Linked DNA regions of Homo sapiens: region 1 is linked to region 2. A link is a loop called in an ENCODE intact Hi-C map of the cell type or tissue named here. Cell type or tissue: chondrocyte. All regions are shown on one strand. Links, peaks and the distances in the headings refer to the core of each region. The heading gives the core; the rest is flanking DNA.

Evidence for each region. A loop is a pair of places that touch in the nucleus more often than their neighbours do. Peaks named below come from ENCODE experiments on the same cell type or tissue, not always from the same donor. Only the 100,000 strongest peaks of a DNase experiment are listed, where the experiment ranks them.
Region 1: a loop joins it to region 2, with 6 times the contacts of the local background. A loop is called at or near these places in 70 of 110 quality-filtered maps.

The regions. Positions count from the first base shown.
Region 1 is chr11:112,111,607-112,116,994 of GRCh38, reverse strand. No RefSeq gene overlaps it. Among named protein-coding and RNA genes, the nearest start is that of SDHD, 27 kb to the right of the region's middle. In chondrocyte, for the core only: CTCF peaks have their summits at 3,157 and 3,363 (motif pointing left); no DNase peak of the experiment used is centred there.
Region 2 is chr11:112,172,047-112,177,434 of GRCh38, reverse strand. It overlaps TEX12 (testis expressed 12), which reads right to left. Exons shown (of 5, transcript NM_031275.4): 5 at 4,879-5,388. It overlaps BCO2 (beta-carotene oxygenase 2), which reads right to left and starts at 1,923. Exons shown (of 12, transcript NM_031938.7): 1 at 1,746-1,923. The coding sequence starts at 1,833. In chondrocyte, for the core only: a CTCF peak has its summit at 2,207 (motif pointing right); no DNase peak of the experiment used is centred there.

The sequences.
Region 1 (5,388 bases), core at 252-5,251, 60 kb after region 2:
GAGACCAGAAGGAGGAGGAAATGGGGAGTTTAATGGGTACAGCATTTCAGTTTTGCAAGGTGAAAAGAGTCCTGGAGCTGGATGGTGGTAATGGTCATATGGCATTATGAATGTATTTAATACCATTGCATTGTACACTTGAAAATGGCTAAGATGGTAAATTTTATGTTATTTATATTTTAACACAATAAGATTGGAAAAACAACTTTTATTATAAAAAGTTTAAAACTTGCACAAATACTCATCATCCAGCTTCAACAATTATCGACATTTTGCTTATCTCATTTCTTCTATTTCTCCACTCCCCCCTTATTTCCCTTATAGATTTTTAGGTGTTTTTTTTTTACTTGCATGGTCTAATTATGATCATGTCATCCAAAAATCCTGCTGTATTGTTATTTTTTCCCTATATTTGTTCCTCATTTTTTTAAGAATCCAATGATTCTATGGTTAGTATCTCTGTTAAACAGAAATGAGGGAGGACAGGAAACATTCTTGCTTTATCTTAGGCTTTTTTTCCTTTTTTTGTTTTGAGACAGAGTCTCACTCTATTGGTTAGGCTGGATTGCAGTGGCACAAATCTCGGCTCACTGCAACCTCCACCTCCTGGGTTCAAGTGTTTCTCCTGCCTCAGCCTTATGAGTAGCTAGGACTGCAGATGTGCACCATCACGCCTTGATAGTTTTTGTATTTTTAGTAGAGACAGGGTTTCACCGTGTTGGCCAGGCTGGTCTCGAACTCCTGGCCTCAAGTGATCCACCCACCTCGGCCTCCCAAAGTGCTGGGATTACAGGTGTGAGCCACCGTGCCTGGCCTATTTTATCTTAGTTTCGATGAGCTTATCTTTGCTATTTAACAAATGCTGGCTCTTTGTTCTATGCATGTGCTCCTTTTAAGTTCAGACAAACAGGAACATTCAGCAAAGTTTTTCACTCAGTACTGGTGCGGGCATCAGGAGATATACATGTTGACACATATCTATTTCTGTTGGCTTTCTGGAAATCAACTGCATGACATAACCAGGACTTTTTAAAGGCTCATGATGATTTACCTAGAAATTCCTATTCAAGACTCTATCTTAAGGAAATAATCAGAGATGCAGTCAAAGATTGATGTATATCATTTTGAATAGCAATGGAGTACTCATGTTATATTTTTGACCACCCAGAGGCCATCCCCAGCCCCTTTCTCCCTTGTTAATGCAGAGACTGAGAACAGCAGACACTCGTTTCCCTAAGCCTTTACAGCAAGAGGTGGCCAAATGTGCCAGCTCTGATCAATGAACTCTAAAAAGAAGTCTGCAGGGAATGATGAAAAAGATGTTCTGACGACCAAGGCTTTTACTGCCCTACCTGCAACCCTGCTTCCTGCCTTTGAATCAATCAAAGGAGAATGTGGTACTTGAAGCCATTCCAGCTGTACTGTGACCACAAATTGACGAGCCTAAAAGTGACAGGCCAACATGCTGAGGATGAGAACAGAGAGGCAGAAAGAACTTTAGTCTGAGATGACATCCTTAACCGCTGCATCAAAACTGGACCTGCCTACCCAGACATCTTTTTCTATGAGCGATTCTGTGGTAGTACTCTTTTAATGGGAGATAGTGGGTGTGTATTCTTCTGCTTGCAGCCAAAAGGAAACCTACCTTATATGTATGAATATCCTACAATTTATTTAATTGGTCCTCTAGTTACACATTTAGCTTGATTCGATTTTCTTTTCTATCAGAAGTAACAATGTTGATGAATGTTTTTGAATATGCATCTTTGTCTTTTCGTGAGCATTTTTTTTGGTCTTTGTCTTTATCCTCTGCATCTGAGAAATTTATTTATTTATTATTTTTATTTATTTATTTATTTTGAGACGGAGTTTCACTCTGTTGCCCAGGGTGGAGTGCAATGGTGCGATCTCCACTCACTGCAAACTCCACCTCCTGGATTCAAGCGATTCTCCTGACCCAGCCTCCCAAGTAGCTGGGATTACATGTGCCCACTACCACACCCAGCTAATTTTTTGTATTTTTATTAGAGACGGGGGTTTCACCATGTTGGCCAGGCTGGTCTTGAACTCCTGACCTCGGGTGATCCGCCTGCCTCGGCCTTCCAAAATGCGGGAATTACAGGCATGAGCCACCGTGCCTGGCCTGAGAAATTTATTTACATTTGTCTTCCTTTGCTAATTTTAATTTGACAGAATTAATTTTGCTTTTTTACTCCTTATCCTGTGTTTTTCATTTCCTTTCAACCCTTCCTTTTCTTTTTCCTCTTTCATCACACCTAGTTTATCTTCCATCTTAGCCTACCTTCATCTTCTTCTGTTACAGAGCTCATGACTCACTCACTTCCACTTAAGATACCCAACAATTTCCTAGAACTTTTTCCTGGCTTCCGCAAAAAATCATTTGGACCTATGCAAAACTTCTGAACCTCTATTATACTTTTTTCTTTCACTTGTTTTATAGTTTTGTTTTGTTTTTTTAATAGGTCCCATGCTGATTTTTTTTTCTCCGTGCTCAATTTTGAACAGGGTGATAGCTATTCAGATTCAGTGTTTGTTACCAAGCAGAGTGAGTGAGGATTTCCTTTGGTTCTGCTTTCTGTCTGATAGCTGGATGGTTGAATCCTCCTTTAAAATCTGTACCTGCAGCCTTGGCAACATAGCAAGATCTACCTCTACAAAAAATACAGAAATTAGCCCAGCGTGGTGGTGTGCACCTGTAGCCCTAGCTACTTGGGAGGCTGAGCCAAGAGGATCACGGGCGCCCAGGAGTTCAAGGTTACAGTGAGCCATGATTGTGCCACTGCACTCCAGCCCAGGTGACAGAGCAAGAACCTGTGTCAATCAATCAGTCAAAACAAATAAAGTCTCTATCTGGAGGGCAGGTCATGTGCATGTGTCCCAGCCTCATTCCCAGTTTCTAGCCATTTTTCACTTGGTGTACTTCGGCTCTGCTGAAGCTGCATCTCCCTTTTGCTTCTATTTCCTGGTTTTCTGTTAGTCTCAGCTAATCTACTACATGAGGAATTGTGATTTTTTAAAAATGGAGCCCTAGTAAGATTTTCCTTGTTCTCTCCCCTAACTCTAAATCACACCAGGGTTACACTTGAATTCTGGTTAGTTTCCCCAAACTTTCTGCCCAACAGTTTTTTGATTTGTAAAATTTTTTTTTCCTTTTTCTTTTTTTTTTTTTACACACAAGTGAGAATTAGACAGTTCTTCCAATAGTTTTTTGAAATTCATGTGATTGAAAGAAAGAAAAAAGGAAAAGAAAAAAATCTCAGCTATAGAAGCGTGATTTTTCTTTTTTTGGAGTTGGGGGAAAAGGGTGCAACCTCCGGTGAAGGAGAGACTGGATGAGAAGCAGGAAATCTGCTCCCCCTAGTGGAAAGAAAGAGATACTTCAGGACTAGTTTATCAAAATCTGCTCTTGTGGTCTAGGTCTCTCTCTCTCTCTCTCTCTCTCTCTCTCTCTCTCTCTCTATATATATATATATATATATATATATATATTTTAAAACTAAAGATTTATCAGCAAATAAGTAAATTCTGCAAAATTGCAAAATATTACATATATACATATATATATATAGAGAGAGAGAGAGTATGGAGTTTGAGGTTATAGCGAGCTATGATCACACCACTAATATATAATTTACATTATATATGCAAACATATATATCATATATTTAATTATTTATTTTAAATATTTATTTATTTATTTATTTATTTATTTATTTATTTATTTATATTTTTTTAGACAGAGTCTTGCCCAGGCTGGAGTGCAATGGCGCGATCTCGGCTTACTGCAACCTCCGCCTTCCAGGTTCAAGCGATTCTCCTGCCTCAGATTCCCAAGCAGCTGGTTTACAGGCACCTGCCACCATGCCCAGCTAATTTTTGTATTTTTAGTAGAGACGGGGTTTCGCCATGTTGGCCAGGATGGCCTTGATCTCTTGACCTCGTGATCCGCCTGCCTCGGCCTCCCAAAGTGCTGGGATTACAACCATCCTTTTTAAGGCAGAATAATATCCCATTGTACGTATAGACCACATTTTGCTTATCCGTTTATCTATCAATGGATGCTTGGGTAGCTTCTATGTTTTAGCTATTGTAAATAATGCTGCTATGAACATGGGTGTACAAATATCTCTTTGAGATTCTGTTATCTGTTATTTGGGGCATATACCCATAAGTTAAATTACTGCATCATATGGTGATTTTATTGTTAACTTTTTGAGGAATCATCATACTGTTTTCCACAGAGCTCACAGTATTTCACATTCCCACCAACATTGCACAAGGGTTCCAGTTGCTTCACATCCTTACCAACACGTTATTTTCTGTTTTTTAATTTTTTAAATATATCCATCCTAATGGGTGTGAAGTGCTATCTTGTTTGTAGTCTTGATTTGTATTTACCTAATGATTAGTGATTTTGAATATCGTTTCATGTGCTTATTGGCCATTTGTATATAACAAAAGTTTTGTTTTGTTTGACAAGTTCTTACTCTGTTGCCCAGGCTGAAGTGCAGTGGTGTGATTATAGCTCACTATAACCTCAAACTCCAGCCTCAAGTAATCCTCCTGCCTTAGCCTATTGAGTAGCTAGGACCACATGCCCAGCTAATTTAAAAAAAAAAAAATTTGTAGAGATGGTGTCTCACTATCTTGTCCAGGCTGGTCTCAAACTCCTAGGCTCAAGTAATCCTTGTGTTTCAGCCTCTTAAAGTGCTAGGATTACAAGCATGAGCTACCATACCTGGCTTGTATATAATAAAAATTTTTGAAACTAAAGATTTATCAGCAAATAAGTAAATTCTGCAAAATTGCAAAACATTACATACATCCATAAAAAATAATTTTACTTCAATATATAAGTGATATAAGTTAGAAAGCATAATCTTTTAAATCCCATTTCTAATAGAAAGGTCATATTGGGAATAACCTAATTTAGTAATAAAAGAGTCACTCAGAAAAATGATAAAACTATTTAGAAAAAAAAAAGAACCCTAAAACAGATGGAGAAATACTCTTGATCAAGAAGACTAAAGGTAGGTCGGGCACGGTGGCTCACGCCTGTAATCCCAGCACTTTGGGAGGCTGAGGCGGGTGGATCACCTGAGGTCAGGAGTTCGAGACCAGCCTGGTCAACGTGGTGAAACCCCGTCTCTACTAAAGATACAAAAATTAGCCAGGCATGATGGCACGCGCCTGTAATCCCAGCTACTTGGGAGGCTGAGGCAGGAAAATTGCTTGAAACTGGGAGGCGGAGGTTGCAGTGAGCCGAGATCATGCCACTGCGCTCCAGCCTGGGCGACAGAGCAAAACTCCGTCTGAAAAAAAAAAAAACAAAACTAAATGTAGTAAAGATGGCAATACTTTCCAAAA
Region 2 (5,388 bases), core at 207-5,206:
TTCTCAGAGTCTGGTATGAGGACTACTTGCAACAGAAATACCTGGTGTTACTGCTAAAATGCAGTTTCCTGGACTCCATTCTGGTCCTAATAAATCAGAATCTCTGGGGAAGGACAAGCAGGTATTCTTAAGCATACTAAAATCTGGGAACTACAGTATCAGAAGTACAAAGAGGATGCTTTGAAAAGATAGAGAAGGAAACTCTCAGGTATTTATGTTACTCTACTTTTATTAACATTATGCACCATTTATCTTATTCTCAGATTAAAATAAATTCCCTAAGGTCAGGTATGTAATTTTACTCATCTTACTTTTTTAAGTAAATTGAATGGCCTGATTGGGCATTTGTCTAAGTAGAGATACACAAATTTAAAGCATTTTACATTGTAGAAAATATTTACATGTCTATATGTTGTATACTCTATTGCATGCTACTGGTAATCTGCTACATGCTCTTCAAAGTTTCCATAGAATTTGACATTAACACTTTCTTAAACTCCTTTCTATTCGTAGCTTCTGAGACATTGTCCTATTCTAACTTTCCTGCTGCCCTATAACTACTCTCTGCATTCTGCTAGTTTTATTACTTATTAGCTGACAACCTTGGGCAAGTTACTTAATGTCTCTGAGCCTCAGGTTTTTCCATGATAAAATGGAAATAAAAGGAGGTTAATACTTCCTGTTTATGTCTGTTGTCATAATCAAATATAAAGATAGTGGATGCTTTCCAAATGTTAATTCCCTTTATGGGCTCCTTATCCCCCTTACCACTTCATGAATGTTCCTAAGGTCCTACCTTGGATCTTTAATCTCAGCACTCTCCCTTGGCAATCTCATCTAGTCTCTTAATTTCATCAATTACTTCTTGCAGGTGACTTTCAACATGTCAAAATAGAATGTTTAATTCCCCCCCCCCCGCCAATCAATTTTCTTCATCTAGGATATTTCCCAACTCCTTCAGATGAAATTTACTCACCTAACTCATCCTTCAAGATCCAGTTGCCATGTCATTTGCTTTATAAACACAGCATTCCCCTTACCTACAGCAAGAACTGATTCTCCTTAGTCTGAACTCACAGCATCTGTTTATAGCTCTCATATGGACCTTATCTTATCTGTCTTGTATGATAAATGATACTACCAGTACTCCTTGAGTACAGGGTCTGGTGTTTGTCTCCTCTCTCCTTCCAGTACGTAATACATTCCCTTGCATACTGCAAACATTAAATTACTACATTAAGTAATTTTAAAATTTATAGTGCATATTAGTATGATTTCTGAAAGCTCTAGATCAGCCAATTTCTATACATAAAATCATGTAACAATGGTAACTATAATAGAAGGCTATAAAACATAAATGAGTTTTAAGGCAGTCCCCGCAAAATGCAAATAGAGAAACCAAACAATTACATTAGAACGTGTGGCAGTGATTTTTCAATTTAGAAAAGCCTAAATATTGAATATTCTTCTTATTGCAAATCCCAAAGAATACCAAGTCCCTGAATCCTGCCTTAAATATTGCATAAAATATACAAATGTGAAGGCTGTTTCCCTGACCATGAGGAAACAATCCTAACTCAGCCTTCTTTAACTTCCAGGACTCTGCGGAATTGCTATCTCATCTGAGCCACACAGGACACAAAGCTTCAGAAGCTCCCAGCAACCTTCAGGAAAGAGGCACAGAATTCTAAGCGCAGACTGGCAAGAAGAGGAGGATGAGGAAGAGAAAGGGGCAAACCCTCTACCTGGGAGCCGGTGCACCATCACAGGAAGGAAATCCACTGCAGTGGCAGAATGACTCCTGATAAAATGGAGAAAGACTCGAAAAAACATTTTTGTATTGAGCAGATCCAGTGATTTCCAAATCCTCTCACACTGGCAGTTTTGAGTACTACTAAACAGTGAACACGCACAGAACTGCCTGGACTGTCCCTCCCTCACTGACAGGTCAAAGAGAGGACGCAGCTTAAGGGGCGGGGCTTATTTCCATGACAACCGTCCAAACACCCTAGCTATAATACGCAGCTGTTTGAAATATTAAAATTAGACCACCAATAGTGGTCTCCCCCGCCCTAAACTTTTCTTTTTCAAACCTGTTCTCACACTACAGTTAAGTCCGTTTATCCTGATGCACAGCATCAATTTTTTTATGCCACTCCTCTTCTGGAAGATTCCGACACAGAATAAAGTCCGAATTTAGACTGCCACTAGAGGACGCTACAATCTGGCAACAATTTACCTTTCATCCTTTTTCTCTGCCTTTAAATCACTTCATCCTTCCTTTTCTTTTCTATTCATTAATTTTACAGAACATTTTCTGACAATCTAGCATGAGTGAAAGTATGCCCTTAAAATGTATATGACTTTATTAACATTTTTAGCACCAATGTAGCAAATACTGTGCTACAAAGTAAGAATACCAAGAAACAAGATTGTCCCTGCTCTCCAGTTTAGACCATACACTATTCCCCTTCATGAATTATCATCCCAGCAAAGTGACTAACATACCATGATACGTTTGTTCTTCTGTGCCACTGAAGAAACTTTTCCCCTGCCTGAAATATCCCCTTTCCTTTTCAAAAATCCAATTTAAAATCTACCTCTCTGACTCCCTTACCAAAAGGTCTTCTAGTAACTCCCACAGCACTGCCACAGAGTTGCTTTTAACATTAACATATCATGTTTTCCTAGCAAAATTGTATTTCAAGAAAGAAGTGGTTAAAATTGTCAGAAGGGAGTGTCTTAATACATATAGCAGAGTACGAAGATAGTTCGGTATATATTTTGATTAGTAATCAATGAAAAATAACTTATAAATTTGTGATATTTTATTGAAATAGTAAAGAGTAACATTAGAAGTGTAAATTAAAGGGCAATAGTATTCCTGCAATAGCATTTCTCCAGTTGTGAGATAATAATAATTATTATTATTTTCTGAGACAGAGTCTCACTCTGTCACCCAGGCTGGAGTAGAGTGGCACAATCTCGGTTCACTGCAACCTCTGTGTCCCGGGTTCAAGTGATTCTCCTATCTCAGCCTCCTGAGTAGCTGGGACTACAGGTGTACGCCACCATACCCAGCTACTTTTTTTAATTTTTATTAGAGACAGGGTTTTGCCACGTTGGCCAGGCTGGTCTCGAACTCTTGACCTCAAGTGATCTGCCTGCCTCAGCCTTTCAAACTGCTGGGATTACAGGTGTGAGCCACCATGCCTGGCCAAGATAATTACTCTTGTCTACGTGGATGGTACCAAAGCCATCCAAATTTGATTTAAAAAATAAGCCTTCGACACCCAAGAATGATCAATAAAAAAATAAATAAATAAGCCTTCATGATTAGGCTTTCAGGCACCTTTATACTACAAGGTATAACAATTCTGAACAGTGCTGAACAGTAAACACATTGTGACTTAAAATCAGTTCTCCAGTCTTAATCATATCAAATGAAATGATCAAATCAATTTACTGAACCTGCAAAGGGAAGAACTAGATGTTAAACAATGGTGATACCATCAGGATATAACAAGTATATTATGAAATCTAGTCTCAAACAATCTGTTGGCCTTATTTTTCATATTAGTAATAAATGCTTAGAAAAAGAACATTTCTTAATGATGGTAGGTCGAAATCCAGATGACATGTCGTATTAACTCACAAATCTTCTTGTTGTATTTAGTTTTAAAAAATTTCCTTTTGGCCGGGCGAGTGGCTCATGCCTGTAATCTCAGCATTTTGGGAGGCTGAGGTGGGTGGGTCACCTGAGGTCAGGAGTTCGAGACCAGCCTGGCCAACATGGCAAAACCCCGTCTCTACTAAAAATACAAAAATTAGCCGGGTGTGGTGGCAGGCGCCTGTAATCCCAGCTACTCAGGAGGCCGAGGCAGGAGAATCACTTGAACCCAAGAGGCAAAGGTTGTAGTGAGCCAAGATCGCACCACTGCACTTCAGCCTAGGTAACAGAGCAAGATTCTGTCTCAAAAAAAAAAAGCAAAGGAAAGAAAGAAAAAATTGAAAAAATTTCCTTTCCTTCTTTTTTTAGAGAGAGTGTCACTCTGTCACCCAGGCTAGAGTGCAGTGATGCAATCATAGCTCACGGCAGCTTCGGATTCCTGGGCTCAAGCCATCCTCCCACTTCAGTCTCTCAAGTAGCTAGGATTAGAAATGGGAGCCACTGCAAGTGGCAAAAAAGAAAAAAATTCATTTCTAATAATTACTTTGTTGACCTCCAACCTATTCTGTGCCACCACCTCTATCAACCCAATAATTTTTTCCACTTAACCAATTTTCTTTAGCAAGTATTATTTTATTTCACTTTTGTCATCTTTTCTTATATGAGTATTTACATCATGTGGTGTTTATGCCTTAAAATAGTAATGTGATAAAATGAGATTTTATTTTAGAGTTTAGAAGGCAGCAAGGCAAATGTGCAGTCTCCCTTAGGAATAACAATTCCCTGTAGTACTATTTGCAATTTTCTGACTGCTTATATTGGAAAAATATACATGTAATAAACTGAACTGCCTATATGATTGAAAAATGGGTGCTATTTTGTTTAAAAATCTGGTTAATATAGCTATCCCATATAGTAATATATAACATAGAAAGTTTTCAGTAAAATCATAGCAGTACTTCACATTAAAGGGATAATTTTTTTAGCTAGATGAGTAGTATAGATCCTCCAGTCCAAATTCAATTTCTCAATTATAATACGATTGAAGTGACCTCCCAAAGTCATCTTGTTGTTTAAGCCAATCTATTTACTTCTGGATCACTAATCTTTATCCCATACCACACTGCTGCTAATGTTTCTAAATATAATTCATTAACTGCACATGTTGATGTGGTTGATGTGTAAAAAAGCCAACTCATACAAGGTTCTGGTGAGTAATTTCTGGTTTTTATTTTACTACTTTTACCACAAGAAAATAATTTTAAGCCGAGAGCTTTTATTAGTCATACATAATAACTAATAGTGAAAATAATCAAATGGAAATAGCACACAGTTATGTCATTATATTCTAAGAAACTGGAAAAATCACCTCTAAGGTTTTAATCTTCTTTTATAATCCTGACCATAAAAAAAATTTCAAAATTATCTCCAAAACTATCTGATATTTAAACAAAATATTCTAAAAGTATAATATTATTAAACATTATAAATTAACTGAATCCTTTTTTAGAAGTTTCAGAAACACTAAGAAGTTTAAGGAAAAAATAAAAGAATCCACATAAGATTTAAATAATTTACACTTCTATAAAATGCACTAAATATTTGACCCTCAAAAGAAAAGTGACGTAGTTCATGTTAATGGCCAGCTTAGGACATTAACATGAACATTAATATTAACATTAAGGAATTTAAAAGTTCCTTTTTAAACCTAGAAATTC